Linked DNA regions of Homo sapiens: region 2 is linked to region 1. Evidence: chromatin contacts called from ENCODE Hi-C or POLR2A ChIA-PET data. All regions are on one chromosome and are shown on one strand. Each heading gives the region's core, a stretch centred on a gene start or an enhancer-like site at or near the end of the contact. The rest is flanking DNA. Distances are from core to core; before and after follow the strand shown.

Region 1 (2,700 bases), core at 119-2,618:
AGCCACCAAGCCCAGCTACAGCTCTCAAGAAGTACAGTCTTGTACTTCTTTTATTAAATTTATGCCTACTTTATACTTTATGATGCTATGGTAAATGGAATTGTTTTCTTAATTTGCTACTGATTTTAAAATCCACTACCTGTGTGAGTTGAACTGCGCTTACACACATCACTGAAATATCCCACTCTCAGAAGTGGCCCAGCCTCCCCAGGCCCACCAGGCCTTCTTCCCCTTCCAGCCCTCTGTCCAGGCAAGAACTCGATTGGAGGCCTTTCTGGGCACTCAGAGGGACACACCACCACACTAGGAGGGTTAGCTTAAAAAATTCAACAAGCATGGCCAGGCGCAGTGGCTTTCGCCTGAATGCTACCACTTTGGGAGGCCGAGGCAGGAAGATCGCTTGAGCCCAGGGGTTCAAGATCAGCCTAGACCATATAGCAAGAGCCCGTCCGTCCGGAAAATGTAAAAAAAAAAAAAAAAAAAATTCAACAAGCATATTTTCATCCCCTACTTTTTTTTGAGATGGAGCCTCGCTCTGTCGCCCAAGCTGGGGTGCAGTGGCACGATCTCGGCTCACTGCAACCTCCGCCACCCCGGTTCAAGCGATTCTCCTGCCTCAGCCTCCCGAGTAGCTGGGACTACAGGCGCCCGCCACTACGCCCGGTTAATTTTTTGTGTTTTCAGTAGAGACGGGGTTTCACCGTGTTAGCCAGGATGGTCTCGATCTCCTGACCTCGTGATCCGCCCGCCTCGGCCTCCCAAAGTGTTGGGATTACAGGCGTCAGCCACCGCGCCCGGCGGTGCAGGAATTTTAAAACTCACCAAAATACGCCCTCCTTCAGAAAATCCCTGCCACCTCGATAGGACGTCCTCTTCTTGAGCTCCCCTCTCCGGCCCTCCCTGATACAGCAAGGTTGAGCATTCGGGCACTGGCTTCCCGAACTCACTTCGACTCAGGCACAGCAGGCAAAGATTCAATGGGTAGGGCCGGACCGACTGCCCGACCTTCGCGGTGCTTCACTTGCCTCACTGCGCATGTGCCAAAGACAATCACCCAAAGTACTCGAAACCAAGCGGCAGGGCCGGCCCTTGCGCAGGCGTACTAGCGACGGCCGTAGGGAGCGCTTCCTCCTCCCCGCCGCCGCCCTCGCCATGGCCGCGCCGGCCCCGGGCCTCATCTCGGTGTTCTCGAGTTCCCAGGAGCTGGGTGCGGCGCTAGCGCAGCTGGTGGCCCAGCGCGCAGCATGCTGCCTGGCAGGGGCCCGCGCCCGTTTCGCGCTCGGCCTGTCGGGCGGGAGCCTCGTCTCGATGCTAGCCCGCGAGCTACCCGCCGCCGTCGCCCCTGCCGGGCCAGCTAGCTTAGCGCGCTGGACGCTGGGCTTCTGCGACGAGCGCCTCGTGCCCTTCGATCACGCCGAGAGCACGTACGGCCTCTACCGGGTGAGAGCTACGGGGGCCGCCGGGGATCACGCCGAGAGGGCCACAGCCACCGCCTACACCCCGGCTACGGAGGCCGCCGGGGGCCATGCCGAAAGGGCCGCGCCCACTGTCTGCACCTCGGCTACGGGGGCCACTGGGTATCATGCCAAGAGGGCCGTGCCCACTGCCTGCACCTCGGCTACGTGGGTCGCTGGGGGTCATGCCAAGAGGGCCGCGCCCACCGGTTGCCCTCGGCTACGGGGGCCACTGGGGGTCATGCCGAGATGGTCACGCCCACTGCCTGCACCTCGACTACGGGGGCCGCTGGGGGTCTAGCCGACAGGGCTCGCCCGCCTCCTGAACCCCGCCTACAGTGGGTCCCGCAGGACCTCACTGCGCCCTCTGCCTTTATCTAGGCAGGGCTAGAAATGGTCTACTTGCAGTCCGTCTTCCTGCTTCATCCGGTGGCCAGGCAGAGGGAACGGCACGGGCAAGGGCCTGGAAGGGAATCCGAGTGGCCCATGTCAAACGATGCCCATAACTCAGCCCCGTAGCGGACGGGGGCACGAGGAATCAGGTGTAGAGCCTGAATCTCAGGGTCCTGATCTCTAACCCCAGCGAGTTCTCGGGGATCCCTGGGCAGCTTTGCCGCTCTGATGGCTCTGCTTCCAGGCTGTTCATCTTTGGCTTTGAGCCTCAGGATTCTATAGAATCAGAGGAGCGCGCTCTTTTAAAGACAGGGTAACTGAGGCTTGGAGGAGCCTTGGCCTGGCCGAGGGAAGAGTGGGAGGGGCGGGCTCAAAGGCCAGGAACCTCAAGTCACTTGAGTCTGGCAGCGTCAAGGGACACCCCATGCTGGGTGTGCCGTCTTCTCTTTGCATAGAATCTTGAGCTGATGATGGTTTTGTGGGTTTTTTATTAAGAGAAAAGGCTTACTGAACGCTTTATATGCATCAATTCATGAGTCCGTACCACAGCCTATGAGATGTTACACTCATTTCACAGATGGAGAAACTGAGGCCAGAAGAGGTGAGCTTACCTGCCCAAGGCATCTAGTGACCAGAGGGGCAGCCAGGGTGTGATCCTGCCTCATCTGACTTCGTAGTTGGGTACACATTTAACTTCCGCCTTCCTGTGTGTGTTTTCCAAGAGCATCATTAAAAAGTTTTGGCCGGGTGCGGTGGCTCACGCGTGTAATCCCAGCACTTTGGGAGGCCGACGTGAGTAGATCACCTGAGGTCAGGATTTCGAGACCAGCCTGGCCAACATGGCAAAACTCTG
Region 2 (2,700 bases), core at 2-2,501, 1.6 Mb after region 1:
GGGTCAAATGCTTTCACCAGATAATTAAAATGAGAGCTGAGTTGTAAATTTTCCCAGGGAAGCAACCCCAGAGAGGAAAGATCAAGGCATAGGAATCATTTTCCCCCCTCTTTTCCAAATGAAACAGCTGAGGCTCACAAGGGCTTTTGCCCAAGGTTGTGTGGTGGGCCAGTGATTGGACAAGGATTCAAACCCAGGTCTCTGAGGCCCCCAGTGGCTCTTCTCTGACACACTCTTTCCAAAAAGCAGGCTGCTCTAGATTCATTCTCTGGTTTAGCAACCAGAGAATGCTGTGTAACCTTGGGCAAGGAGCTTGACCTCTCTGTGCTCTGGTTTCTGTAAAAGGAGCCAGTGGTCTCTCTGACCTCATGGGATTGTGGTTAAGATTCAGTTAATTCAAAAAAAGACTTGGCAGGGAGAAGGCCCAACAGGGATGTCACTGGATACCGTGGCGGGGAAAGCTGGGACGCAGAGAGGTCAGACACTCAGAAAACCACGCAGCGCGTTTCAGTAGGATTCCGCCCCTTATTTCCATGTCTTCACACCACCTCGAGATGGAGAGGGCAGTTCAGAGTGACCTCCAGCGAATCTGCCCTCTCCGTGTCGTCTGCAGGGGATTAGTGGGGAGTAAGGGGATAGAGAATTATCCAGGAGTCCTTCAGCCTTGATGGTCCAAGTTCACATCCGCTTCTGTGCTAGGTGGCCAGAGGGCGGGCTCTACACGAGAGCCTCAGGGGACCCTGCGCCAGGCGTCCGAGGCCACGTCGGGTTGCCGCGCTCCGGGTCGGACTGCACCTTGAACGCTCCAGCCCTCCCCTGGGGGCGTACCGCCCACGGCCGCTGCGACTGGCCGCGGGGCCTGCCAGTCTTCGGCTTTGCGGCCAATCCCGGTCTCCCCCCAAGCTACGCCCTCCGTTCCTCTCGCCTCTGCCCCACCGGTAGCGCCAGTTTCTTCGTAGCCCCGCCCCTGGCCCCCAGCGATTGGCCGACAGTTCTGCCTGTTTTCTGCCAAGATTCCAATCCTCGCCTGCCTCCAGGCCCTCGCCTCCCAGCGCCTAGCACCCTGAGGGACCACTCAGGCACCCCAGGCCTCTCCCAATAGCCCCACCTCTGCCAATCAGCGATTGGCTTTAGGGGCTGCCCATCTGCTTCATACTCGCCAATCACTGTCGCTTCCAGCGCTGACTGGCCAGGGAGCAGCCAATCGGGGCGTGGCGTGGACCCCTCCCGTGGCGCGCTCTGGGGGTGCGCGAGGCGGGGCCGTGGCGGCTGGAGGTAGCGGCGGCGGCGACGCGTCCGGGCCGGTGAGGGGGCGCGGGGGGCGCCGGGGGGGCCCAAGCGTCAGCGGCCCGCGCCTGTCGGGCTGAACTGAGGTGAGGCACGGGTCCTGTCATGGATCCCGGGGCGAGGGGCGGATGAGGCGGGGCATGACAGTAGCGTCGCGAGGGCAGGAAGAGGTTAAAGACCCCCCCCAACCCCACACTCCACGTCTACTGCCCCCTGGGGGCTACTGCATCCAGGTTTGAGCCCGTCACCCGCAGTCCACGCACGCCTGACACCACGTCCCTTTTCGTTGACATCCCCCATACACTTTAGACTGTCCTTGCTGACATCTCCCACACCCCTGGGGCCTTGTCCCCGGCGCCCCGCACAGCTGGGTCTGACATCCCCCTCACACACCTGACACCGCGCCCCCACTCACGAACACCCGCCCCCACTCACGAACACCCCCCACATCACCTGAGTCTGTCCTTGTCGATGACACCCCCACACCCACACCTGAGCCTGTGACTCCTAACTCATGGCCTCGCAACTCACACCTGGACCTAGTCCCGTCCCCCACTGCCTTTCCTCATATCCAGGTATCTGCTCGCTACTCTCGTGCCCACTCCCCCAGCAACCTGTGTCTCTCTTCTCAGGGACCTTCCCCCTGGCACCTGCCCTCTGCCCTGGCAGCCCCACACCTCTGTCTCCCCCTTTTCTCTCTCCCACCTTGGGCTTTCTTCCACGTGCACCTGTGTTCGCACACCCTCTGTAATAATCCCCCCGAATCCCCCAGGTCCTCCAATAGTCCCCCAAGCCTTGGTATCTCAGGATCGCTGCACCCTCCCCTCCCCAAACAAAAGCTTACCCCAGTGTTCATTTCTAACAGTGCTTGACAGTCTATAAAGTGATTTCCGGACCTTAGAATAATCCCATCTGTCAGACCAAACCGGAATCATCTCCATTTTACCAGCCACAGACCTAAACCACTTGAATGCTAGAGGCAGAGCCTATTCTACCCTGGGCATCGCTGACCCTCTGCTGTGGACCCACCGCGTTTGGGCCCATCTGTTATGTTTATCTCAGAGGGATTGGCAGGAGTCGTGACTTTGACTGGGTCCGGAAAGGCTTAGCTGGAAGGGACGGCCCCTCTGCCAAGCGTGTGTCTCGGAGTCCTGGGGCAGGCTGGCGGTGGAGACGCTGCCGGAGGAGGGGGGCTCATCATCTTGGGTGCCTCCTGCAGGATGCCGGAGAGGGGGTTGCCGGGGCCGGGGCTCCCAGCTCTTGCAGACCCGGGACCCCTCTCCGACACTCCCTGGGCCCTTGAAGCCGATAAAGAGTAAGGAAACACTCTTTAGAGTGAGGCAAACTAATGTTTCAGCTGTTTAAAGCTAACCTGCAAAACGAGCCTGGGTGGTGCTAGGAATGATTCTTCTG

Evidence for each region. A loop is a pair of places that touch in the nucleus more often than their neighbours do. ChIA-PET counts read pairs that join two places held with the same protein, here RNA polymerase II (POLR2A). Pooled maps may share reads with other maps.
Region 2: a pooled map shows a loop between it and region 1 (14-fold over the local background). The contact joins the promoter of SLC25A42 here to the promoter of PGLS-DT in region 1. A Hi-C loop is called at or near these places in 5 of 50 pooled maps. POLR2A ChIA-PET finds 5 or more read pairs at or near these places in 2 of 52 experiments (BJ and activated CD4-positive, alpha-beta T cell).

Annotation. Positions count from the first base shown.
Region 1 is chr19:17,510,521-17,513,220 of GRCh38, forward strand. PGLS-DT (PGLS divergent transcript) reads right to left here and starts at 1,369. Exons shown (of 3, transcript NR_147835.1): 1 at 823-1,369. It overlaps PGLS (6-phosphogluconolactonase), which reads left to right and starts at 1,129. Exons shown (of 5, transcript NM_012088.3): 1 at 1,129-1,440. The coding sequence starts at 1,153. RefSeq lists enhancers at 1-632, 633-1,289, 857-1,106, 1,600-1,894, 1,857-2,116 and 1 more and silencers at 1,167-1,296, 1,307-1,356, 1,600-1,894.
Region 2 is chr19:19,062,743-19,065,442 of GRCh38, forward strand. It overlaps SLC25A42 (solute carrier family 25 member 42), which reads left to right and starts at 1,252. Exons shown (of 8, transcript NM_178526.5): 1 at 1,252-1,373. LOC124904655 (a long non-coding RNA gene) reads right to left here and starts at 783. Exons shown (of 3, transcript XR_007067160.1): 1 at 448-783. RefSeq lists silencers at 724-893, 1,154-1,423.